2 separate regions of the Homo sapiens genome follow, and region 1 is linked to region 2. A link is an interaction called in ENCODE POLR2A ChIA-PET data of the cell type or tissue named here. Cell type or tissue: GM12878. All regions are shown on one strand. Links, peaks and the distances in the headings refer to the core of each region. The heading gives the core; the rest is flanking DNA.

Region 1 (5,389 bases), core at 54-5,053, 86 kb before region 2:
TTACTGGCTGTCAGTGATGATTTACTTACCTCTAAGATAGGACAGTGGTACCCACTTCGTTGGGTTGTTGTGAGAAATAAATTCATTAATGTTAAGTAATATGAAGGGTCCAATAATTACGAACTGCTATTATTATTTATGTAATTGAAATTATGTAATTCAAACATTTGTAAAATTGAAACATTGCTTTTTATTGGTCTCAAATATAGGTCACATATATTTGTACTTGCACCCTATACAAAGGAAATGTAAACCTAAGTAAACCAAGGATATGTAAAGCATCAAGCCTTATTCAGCTTTGTTTTCCCAACAGTGTATAGCACAGACATATAATCATTGCTAAATCAATGTAGAGTTTTATTCAATCACCATGAAATGTGTTTAATAGAATATATATGTCCCATAAAGTAGAAATAGCTCCAACAAAGAAAAAAGATTTGCACACTAATGTACTTCAGTTGTATTAAACCATTCTTGTGTTTTTCTTCAGTTAAAATCAAATGAAGTATTCTCTTGAAAGATGGGACCATTTCTTTTGTCATCACTGTAACAGAAATCTCACAAGTTATAAGCAATAAACCAGTATCCTAGGGCCTAATTTACTATCAAGAAGAATATTAGATACCTTCAGATGACTAGAAAAGTGTGCCAAATTGTACCCCAGGGGTCTAAAAGACTTCATGTCTTCCTATAAATTACAACCTTGCTTATTATCGGGAAATAATTTAAACATTTGAAGAAGCTGTTTTAATAATATCAACAAAACAGTATCATTAAACAGCAGTTTTTATAATATCAACAGCTTACTATTAAGCTGTTTTAATAATATCAACAAAATATCAAATTGGACCAGAAGTGTGGACCAATTTGGTAGGGGATAATTAATGATGTCGGAGTTAAAAATCTTTCAGAAATGGGCGTGAATACCTGTTATTTAAGAATCATTAAAAATGGGCATCCAAGAAGCCATCTTCAAGTGCAAAGTTTACTTAGCATTTGAGGTAAATTCAATCCAGGGATCTTTTAAAACTGTTAATACAGGTTGAGTTCAAGCCTCTGTCATAATGACTGACTAGTGACTCTAAGTTTGTCTGGTGCAAAACACCAGTCTCTCAAAGAGACAGTTTGATGTCTCACAAAATCTAAAAGTCTGCTTGATTGAAAGCTGTATAATCATTTTTAGATATTAGAGAAAGCCAAATTAACCTCCTTAGCGACTGCATTTTAGGATATAGACATGGACTGAGTAAGAAAATCTTTCCTGTTTCCATATTTACCAGTGCTTGTGTCTTCCTTCTTTAGAAACTCCAAGTGTTTGTACCTTGCCCTTTCCCTCTTAGTTGTAGTCAACTGATTGGAGTCAACAATACGAGCATCCTGGGAAAGAAATGGTCCCAAGCCTCTAGATGAGAGCCGCATCTTGTGTTACACTGGGGCCTCTCAAAAGCAGATATTCTCACCAAAATTTCTGCTCCTGGTCAAGAAGTCACAGCAGTTCCATGTCAAGATCTTTTTTTTTTATCCCTGGCTACGACATCTGGGAGCAGCAGATGTTTGGTAGCTTCACAACTTCTTTCTTAAATGGGCAATCCTCCTTCTCCAGGAGAGTATCAAATACTCCCATTTTAACCATGTTTCTGCTTTTTACCTCACTGATCATCACAAGCCCAAACTCCATTACCAGCTCTGTTTATTACAGAGTCAAATCAGCCAAATTGAATCCACTGCCCATTTTTGTAAATAAAGTTTTACTGGAACACAACTATATCCACTTCTTTACATATCGTCTACAGCTGCTTTCACTCTAAAAACGCAGAGGGTTGGCTTTAGCTCAAGCAGTTAGACTCTCCTCATGCTAGACTCTCCATCTGTCCAATCTCCCCGCTGGGGTCCAAGACCTACAGATGCTTACTGACTCTTTAAAAACTTAATAAATAAATAAAAATTTGTAAAGTAAAAGGCAGAGTTGAGTACTTGAAACGGAGGCCATATGACCCACAAAGCTTAAAATATTTACTATCTTTCCCTTTATTTAAACAATTTGCTGACCCCTAGCCTAGATATTCGTTCTTGCACTACTATGTATATCTACTCATCTGACCTACTCTTTCACTTCTGCCATCCCAACCCCTTCCTCTCAGCCATCTACAGCTGCCAATCCATCATCAACAAGTGTGACTGCATCCTCAACATCATCTTGAATGTTCCCTTTCCTTTCTTGCTCTAGGTAAAACCTGGCTGTGCCCTGTTGAAATCAATTCTGTTGCAGTCATATGCGGTGGAATCTGTTCTTCTTTTGCATCCTACGTAACCAGACCAAGCTGTGGGGTGAGTGCTTTTCTTGTTCTCCAGTGCCATTTTCAGACCTGTTGTCTTCCTGCATCCTTCCAAACCCCAGGCTCTGTTAAAGTTGTGCCATCAGAGTTTTTTGGGTTTCTGTAAAGATGAGATCTCACTATGTTGTCCAGGCTGGTCTTGAACTCCTGGCCTCAAGCAGTCCTCCTGCCTTGGACTCCCAAAGTGCTGAGATTACAGACATGAGCCATCACACCTGGCCCTGTGCCATCAGACTTTGGCACCTATTCCCCTTCCTTGTTGCTGTCATCTAGAGAATTCAGTTAACTTTATTCTTTGATAAATTTAGCACCTGGCTCATTGGGGCTTTTTTCATTATTATTCTGATGTTATTCTCACTCACTTCCTTCTTTCTGACTTCAATGCCCACTCAAATATTACATCTAATACCTTAGACTCCAGTTTCCAGATCCTCCCACCTTACAATAGAATGATATAATTCTTCACCGACCATCAGCTATCCACTCCTGTCTAAGGTCATACTTCTGACCTTGTAATCATCAATAAGTCCATCATCTCCAGTATCTCTAGTACCAGCATCCCATTCTTTGACTATTGTCTTCTATCCTAAAAGCTCACTAAACCAAGAATATCTATACAAACAATATCTTGCCTTTATTAAGACTCTCTAATCTGGTGAGTTTATGACTGAATCACTATCAATCTGTCCTCTTCAGGTACTCCCTTCCTTATTCACTCACCTTAGACTCTGTAATACATTATTAAGCCACTGTTTGATAACACCCTTCACTCCCTTGCCTCTGCCACCCTCCTTCACCTTAGCCGAGCTGCAACCCTCTTATACCCAATGGTCCCCATGCAACAACACAACTGAACACTGGTGAAGACAAAAACGTATGCTTGCTAGCATCACTTTAAATTCTGGCTATAAATCTCAAGTGGGTAGTCAAGAGCAGTATTATTAAACCTGTAGGACTTTTGCATTCCCACTTTCCAAAATGATAATTTCACCTCATGTCTTAACTCCTTAAATCTCCTGACCCATTTTACTGTTCATAGTCTCAGCTTATAACATTGCTTCATAAATCATTGAGAAAATAGAAGTAGTTTGACAAGAATTCCCTCACCTTTCCAATCAAATATTATCTATCCTCCTCACTCTATACCTATTTTCTGCCTGCTCAATTTATTGTAGAGCAACTGTCTCTGCTGCTGTCACTGGTACACTCTCTGGTTTTACTCTGGAATTCATGCCCCCCTCACCTTATTAAAGGTTTTGTTTCTCAATTCTCTGCTCATTCTTCCCTGAATCATCACTTCTTTCCTCAATCACTCCCATTGTCATATACCAGTTCTAATAATTCCTTTCTTACACACACACAAACACACTGACAACTAAAACAATAATAATAGCAAAAAGAGCAGCAAAAAGACCTTCACTTCACCTTCCATCCTTTTCCAGCGGTCTCCTGTGTCTCAGCTTAAATGTTTTCCCAGGGGGTCTTCCTCGTCCACCCATTTAAAAGTAGCAGCTCAGTTATTTTTTATCATATTATTCAATTTGAAGTCTCTTCATTGCATTTATCACTCTCTTATGTGTGTATATGTTAATGTTTGTTTACTGTTTTTCTCCACCTCCCCCCATATTACATAAGCTCTGGGAGTGCAAGTGTCTTCTGTCTTTTCATGTCTGTAATCTCAGCACACATGATAGGCGAAGAAAGTCCTCAATAATAATCTTTGAGTGAGTGAACGAATGAATGAATGAATGACTCTGTGTGTGTGTGTGTGTGTGTGTGTGTGTGTGTGTGTGTGTGTGTGTCTACAACTAGACCATAGGATTCACCAGGGCAAGGACTTTGTGTCTTATAAGTCTTTGTAGTTGGTGTTTAATAAACACTTGTTGCATGAGTGAGTGAATCATTGCTCTAAATGAGCAATAATCTAAAGATAAAAGTTATTAACATGATGTTCCGCTTTTAAAATTTGCATTGGCATTTTTACTTTAACAAAATCAAAATGATTTCTTTTAGGATTATACTAATTCCTTTTAAACTAGTGCTAATTTGTGTGACTTATCCATATGCATCTAAATTAATTTTTCTAACTTTAACTAGAGCTTATAAATAAATAAGTATACATATATGTATGTAGATGGATGGCTATATATACACCTACCCACACATATATAAAACATATGTTAGTCCTGTTCTAAGGATCTGCCAAACTTTCTTGGTAAGACTTGCCAATTGCAATCATGTGACAGGATGACAGTTCTCTTCTCTGGGAGAAGTCCAGACTTCCAGTGTCTGGGACAGAAATAATGTAGACCAAGAAACATATATAGCTGATGATGGATGATTTTTGGCTCTCATAATGTGAGGTTTGGTCTTCTTATTGGGAGACTATGAAAATCATTAGATCAGAAATTATTTTTATTTCTACTCAGTTGAAAGAAGTTTTCCTTCTAGTATTTCTGTATGCAGGCATACTGCAAAGACAATTTGCTTGGTCAATATGGGTTTATACTAAACTCTACAACTCAAAGATAGGATGAGATCCTTTTGCCAGTGTAGCTGTCTTATTTTTATTGGCATAGTGACTGTGTGTCCAAATATACACCAATTATAGATGTTTTCCTGTTGTCAGTAATATGGTACTGTTTAAGAGTGAAGACGTTTTCACTCTCAGGCAAAACTGATTCTGAGGACATGACAGGGATACTTCAGTGATTGCATTTATGCGCACAGAGGAGGTTAACAGTTAGGAATGCTTTCAGTGGTAAGCAACAAAATAATTAGCAGTGCTTCAACAAATTGGGGCTCAGTGGCTCAATGACATAAAGAGTGCCATCTTTGCAATTCCAATGACCTTCCTGTCAAAGTCGAATGATGGCTGCAGTGCAAAAGTGTCCTAGCACACCTGTCCTAGCAAGTGTGCTTTTGCTAGGTCAGGTGTGCTAGAAGCAGGAGGTGGTGTGGACAGGTGAGTTTCTCTTTTTGCTTATATTCTCTTATCAAGGAGATAAAAACACTTATCCTCCAACAAACTCCTCCAACAAACTTCCCTTTAC
Region 2 (5,389 bases), core at 270-5,269:
GGCTCATGCCTGTAATCCCAGCACTTTGGGAGGCCGAGGCAGGTGGATTGCTTGAGGCCAGGAGTTTGAGACCAGCCTGGCCAACGTGGCAAAACCCTGTCTCTACTAAAAATACCAAAATAAGCTAGGCGTGGTGGTGGGTGCCTGTATTCCTAGCTACTCGGGAGGCTGAGGCATGAGAATTGCTTGAAGCTGGGAGGTGGAGGTTGCAGTGAGCGGAGACCACGCCATTGCACTCCAGCCTGGGCAACGGAACAAGACTGTCTCAAAAACAAATACACACACACACACACACACTAACATAATTTTATTTATTATTATTTTTAAAGACAGAGTCTTGCTCTGCTGCCCAGGCAGGAGTGCAGTGGCACATTTATAGCTCACTGCAGCTTTGCACTCCTACGTCACGCGATTCTTCTCCTCAACCTCCTGAGTAGCTAGAATGACAGGTGTGTGCCACCATGCCTGGCTAATTTAAAAAAAATTCTTAGAGACAGTGTCTCACTATGTTGCCCAGGCTGGTCTTGAACTCCTGGCCTCAAGTGATCCTCCTGCCTTTGCCTCAGAAGTGCTGGGATTACAGGCATGAGCCCCTGTGCCTGGCCAGATTCACAGAATTTTAAAATAGGAAGGAGTTTAGCAATTTAACCTAACGTGGTCTTTTTCTTATTAATAATAAACAGCAATGACAAGTATTTATTAAGCAGTTGCCATTTTCTAGGCACTGTGCTGAGTACTTTGTGCACATTTTTTAATGTATCAACAGTGAACCCTGTCATATCAGGGAGCAAAAAGGCACAGAGAAGTTAAGGGACTTAAAGCCATGCATGTGGTTATTTTCTGGTATGGCAGAAACTCCCTTAAAAACTGTTTTAAAAACAATAGAATCGAGAGATAATCCTATTCCTATTTCTGTAATGTATTTCTTGACTTTTGCAACATTGTATTCCACTGCCCAACCATTGAACTGTGCCATTTAACACTTACACTTCCTAATACTTTACCTTGTAGTTCACCAGTTTTCACCAATGATGCTGAACTTGTTTAAATAGTTGCATACATAGCACAGCATGCCTATAATGACATTGCTTATGATTTGACTTGTAGGAATCCACGAAGTTGTTAAAATTTTCTTAGTCTTAATGGATGTAGAAGCAATGTGCAACTTGGTATCAGTCTTCTTTTCTACTCCTATACTTGGGTTTCTGATGGTTATTGTGAAAACGAAAATGATTATGTGTATTGGAGATGTATAAAAATGTATGTTCTCCAGCCTTAGTCATGAGAGAGTTATCTTACCTTTTTCTACACAATACCTTTTTCTATTTCTTGCTGTAGTTTTTTTCAAACTTTCAGCATTTTCTTTGAGTCTTTTATGTCACCCAGGCATTTCTTTATTAAAAGATGATGGTTAGTGGTTAGGGTAGGCTCAACCATCATAACTGAAAGGCCTGAAAATAGATACAAGCTCAAGCACAAGTTTAATTTTTGCTTATATCATGGTCTTTGTTGGTGGATCACTTTCCTTTCAATGATTCAGGCACTCTGGATTCTTCCATTTTATGACTCAGCAATTCCTTAGGGCTTTCTTTTCAACTACAGCCAGCCAGTGGATGGTGAAAGGGAAAGGCAGGAAGCATATCTACTTTCTAAACACACACTTATTTTTTTTGAGATGAGTCTCGCTCTGTTGCCCAGGTTGAGTGCAGTGGGACGATCTCAGCTCACTGCAACCTCTGCCTCCTGGGCTTGAGCGATTCTCCTGCCTCAGCCTCCCAAGTAGCTGGGATTATAGGCATGTGCCACCATGCCCGGCTAATATTTGTATTTTTAGTAGAGATGGGGTTTTGCCATGTTGACCAGGCTGGTCTCGAACTCCTGACCTCAGGCAGTCCGCCCGCCTCAACCTCTCCAAGTGCTGGGATTACAGGTGTGAGCCACTGCGCCTGGCCTTAAACACATAATCTTGAAATGAATGCATTAGTTCTGTTCATATACCATTGGCTGGAAGTCTGTTGTGTAGTGATACTTAGCTGAAAGGGAGATTGGCACATGTAGTCTAGCTGCAAGTCCAGGAAGAAGAGAATATGCATTTTTGATAATGACTTAGCTGTCCCCTTCACAGTGTCCTTGCATTTTTTTTTTTTTTAAGATGGAGTCTGGCTCTGGCACCCAGGCTGGAATGCAGTGGCACGATCTTGGCTCACTGCAACCTCTGCCTCCTGGGTTTAAGCCTCAGCCTCCAGAGTAGCTGGGATTACAGGTACGTGCCACCATGCCTGGCTAATTTTTATATTTTTAGTAGAGACAAGGTTTCACCATGTTGGCCAGGCTGGTCTCGAACTTGTGATTTGCCTGCCTTGGCCTCCCAAAGTGCTGGGATCACAGACATGAGCCACAGCACCCGGCCCTTGCCTTCTATTATTCTGAGAGAATTGAAATAACATGTCAAATCTTAAAATTTTTCTCCTTTCCACATCATTTTTATATCTGAATCCATCAACCCCTCATTAATTCTTGACTTAGAGGTGGTTATCCGAAGTTGATGCTTTCCCCCGTACTCTGGATCCCCCATTCCCTTCAGATGCCTTATTCTATGACATTTTTCTATGCTTACCTGCATGTATTTATTTGTTTGTTTGTGTTGGAGATGCTGAGATGCATTTCAAATATTTACAAGAATGCTCAAGATTCTCCCATTACAAAAACAAACAAGACCAATAACCAACATTGCACCTGTGCCCCATTCTGCCCTCTTGCTACATGCTCTCTTTCTCCTTTCCTTCAAGCTGTTCTTCCTTAAAGTACTTTTTGTGCATTATTTTTCTACTTCTTCACCTTCCATTCCCTCCACAACTGTTGGAATCTGTCTTCGATCTCAGATGAATCTCTCTCTTTTTTTTTTTCCTGAGACAGGGTCTTATCCTGTCACTCAGGCTGGATTGCAGTAGCACAATCATAGTTCATGGCAGCCTTGAACTCCTGGGCTCAAGCGATCCTCCTACGTCAGCCTCCTGAGTGGCTGGGACCCCAGGTTCAGGCCATCATACCTGATTGATTTTTACTTTTTTTATAGAGATGGAGCCTTGCCATGTGGCCCAGGCTGGTCTTGAACTCCTGGGCTTGAGCGATTCTCCCTCCTTAGCCTCCCAAAGTGCTGGGATTACAGGTGTGAGCCTGGCCCAACTCTGCTCTTGTTATGATTATGAGTGTCCTCTTGACTGACAAATCAATGAGATTTTATTATTTAAAATTTCCATGATTCTGCTCATTCTCTTTTCTGTGAAACTGAGTTTTCACTAGGCTACTGTGACATCTTCTCTTGGATTACTCCTTATGGATCTCTCTGCAGGTTCTTTGCCTTGATATTGGAATTCCCAGGGTCTGTCTTTAGTTCACTCTCTTTTCTCTGTTGATGCTTTTTCAACAAGTTCATCAATATCCCTGATTTCAGTCAATCCCAAGTCAACATTCTTGGGCAGACTTATTCGCTGAACTCAGGCATTTCCACTTGCATGTCCCACAGTTGAGTCAGGACCCATAATTTCTTCCTGCTTTCCCATGCTATTCCTTTCCTTATTGACAAATGCCATCATCTTTTCTCTCACTGCCTACATCATCCATCCATTTGTTTGTTAGGTCTATCAATCACCTAATATGTGTCAGCAATTTTCCCTTTTTTTTTTTTTGACTCTTGCTCTGTTGCCCAGGCTGGAGTGCAGTGGCATGATCTCGGCTCATTGCAACCTCCGCCTCCCAGGTACAAGCAATTCTCTGCCTCAGCCTCCCGAGTAGCTGGGATTACAAGCACCTGCCACCATGCCCGGCTAATTGTTTTGTATTTTTAGTAGAGACGGGGTTTCACCATCTTGGTCAGGCTGGTCTTGAGCTCCTGACCTCGTGATCCACCACCTTGGCCTCCCAAAGTGCTGGGATGGGATTACAGGCGTGAGCCACTGCGCCTGGCCTATGTCAGCAATTTTTCTACAAATAAGATTATAGTGGTGTACAAAACAAACACAGTTTCTGTTCTTGTAGAATTATGTTTTAGTGGGGAACAAAGAAATAATAATGCTTAAATAAAGGAGAGACATGAGAAGATAAGAGTTGTATGCATACTTTGGATTTGAATAATTTGGGAAGGCCTCTCTGAGGACTTGACATTTAAGCTGAGTCGTGAATGACTGGAAGGAGCTTGCCATGCAAAGTTGAGGAGCAGAGCATTCCAGGTAGAGGCAGCTGGCCCCAAAACACTAATAGTAATCCTGATTTGACAGACATCAGAAGGCAAATAAATCTGGAACTTAGTGGGTAAGAGTGAGAGGTGTCTGTATTGGTGTCCTGTGGCTGCTGTAACAAATGACCACAAACTTGGTGGCTTAAAACAACAGAAATTTATTCTTTCATCATTCAGGATGCCGGAAATCTGAAGTCAGTTTCACTGTGCCAAAATTAAGGAGTTAGCAGGATGTGCTCCCTTCTGAGGAGTGAATATGGTCCTTAACTCCTTCAGGTTCTGGTGGCTTCTGGCATTCCTTGGCTGTGGCTGCATCACTCCAGTCTCTACTTCTGTGGTCACATCATTGCATTCTCATCTGTATCAAATCACCCTGTCTTCTTCTTACAAAGATGTAAAGTGATTACATTTAGGGTTCCCCCTGGTAATTCAGAATAACCTTTCCCTCTTAAGGTCTTAATTTAATCACATTGGTGAATTTTTTTTTTTCCTTATAACATTCACAGGTTCCAGGGATTAGGATGAGGATATGTTGTGGGCGTCATTATTTAACCTACTGCAGTGAAGGGCTGGATCCTATAGGTCTTTATAATCCAAGGTGAGATGTTTAGATTTCATTCTAGGGTGCTAGAAACCATTAGAGGATTATATGCAGGCAAGAGAAACTGTGTGGTTTTGCTATAAAGTAGTCTTTCTTAATTTCTTCTCACTGTACCTTTCCAAGAAGAAAAATTAAATTAAAATTAATTAATTAAAAACTTAATTTCTCCCCAACAAGAGAGTACTGCTTAAATGCTAAGAAGATTTTGTTGGGTAGAGTTGAAGTTTGGAGGGCCACAGACAATTGTAATATGCAATATTTTTTCACCTGCCAAGAAGCAACTGTGGGTGATATTGCTCTCATTGAGAATACATGCCATCAAAGATTATGCTGGCTGCTACAAGTAAACAGAATATGGGAAGTGGGAGTTAGTTAGTCTGTTTTGGTTGCCCAACCAAGAACTTATTATTGAATGGACAACCATTGTATTAAAGATAGAAAAAAGTGGCCTGGGCGTGGTGGCTTATGCCTGTAATCCCAGCACTTTGGGAGGCTGAGGCGGGTGAATCACATGAGGCCAGGAGTTCGAGACCAGCCTGGCCAATATGGCA

What was found. ChIA-PET counts read pairs that join two places held together with the same protein. Peaks named below come from ENCODE experiments on the same cell type or tissue, not always from the same donor. Only the 100,000 strongest peaks of a DNase experiment are listed, where the experiment ranks them.
Region 1: POLR2A ChIA-PET joins it to region 2 with 8 read pairs; 3 of 35 experiments call an interaction of 5 or more read pairs at or near these places.

The regions. Positions count from the first base shown.
Region 1 is chr2:156,358,765-156,364,153 of GRCh38, forward strand. It overlaps LOC124906082 (a long non-coding RNA gene), which reads left to right. Exons shown (of 2, transcript XR_007088691.1): 2 at 2,228-5,389. Among named protein-coding and RNA genes, the nearest start is that of FLJ46875, 19 kb to the left of the region's middle. In GM12878, for the core only: no CTCF peak of the experiment used is centred there; no DNase peak of the experiment used is centred there.
Region 2 is chr2:156,444,444-156,449,832 of GRCh38, forward strand. The region is part of intron 1 of GPD2 (glycerol-3-phosphate dehydrogenase 2); the gene reads left to right. Among named protein-coding and RNA genes, the nearest start is that of GPD2, 11 kb to the left of the region's middle. RefSeq lists an enhancer at 1,574-1,633. In GM12878, for the core only: no CTCF peak of the experiment used is centred there; no DNase peak of the experiment used is centred there; H3K4me3 peaks cover 820 bases; H3K27ac peaks cover 1,307 bases.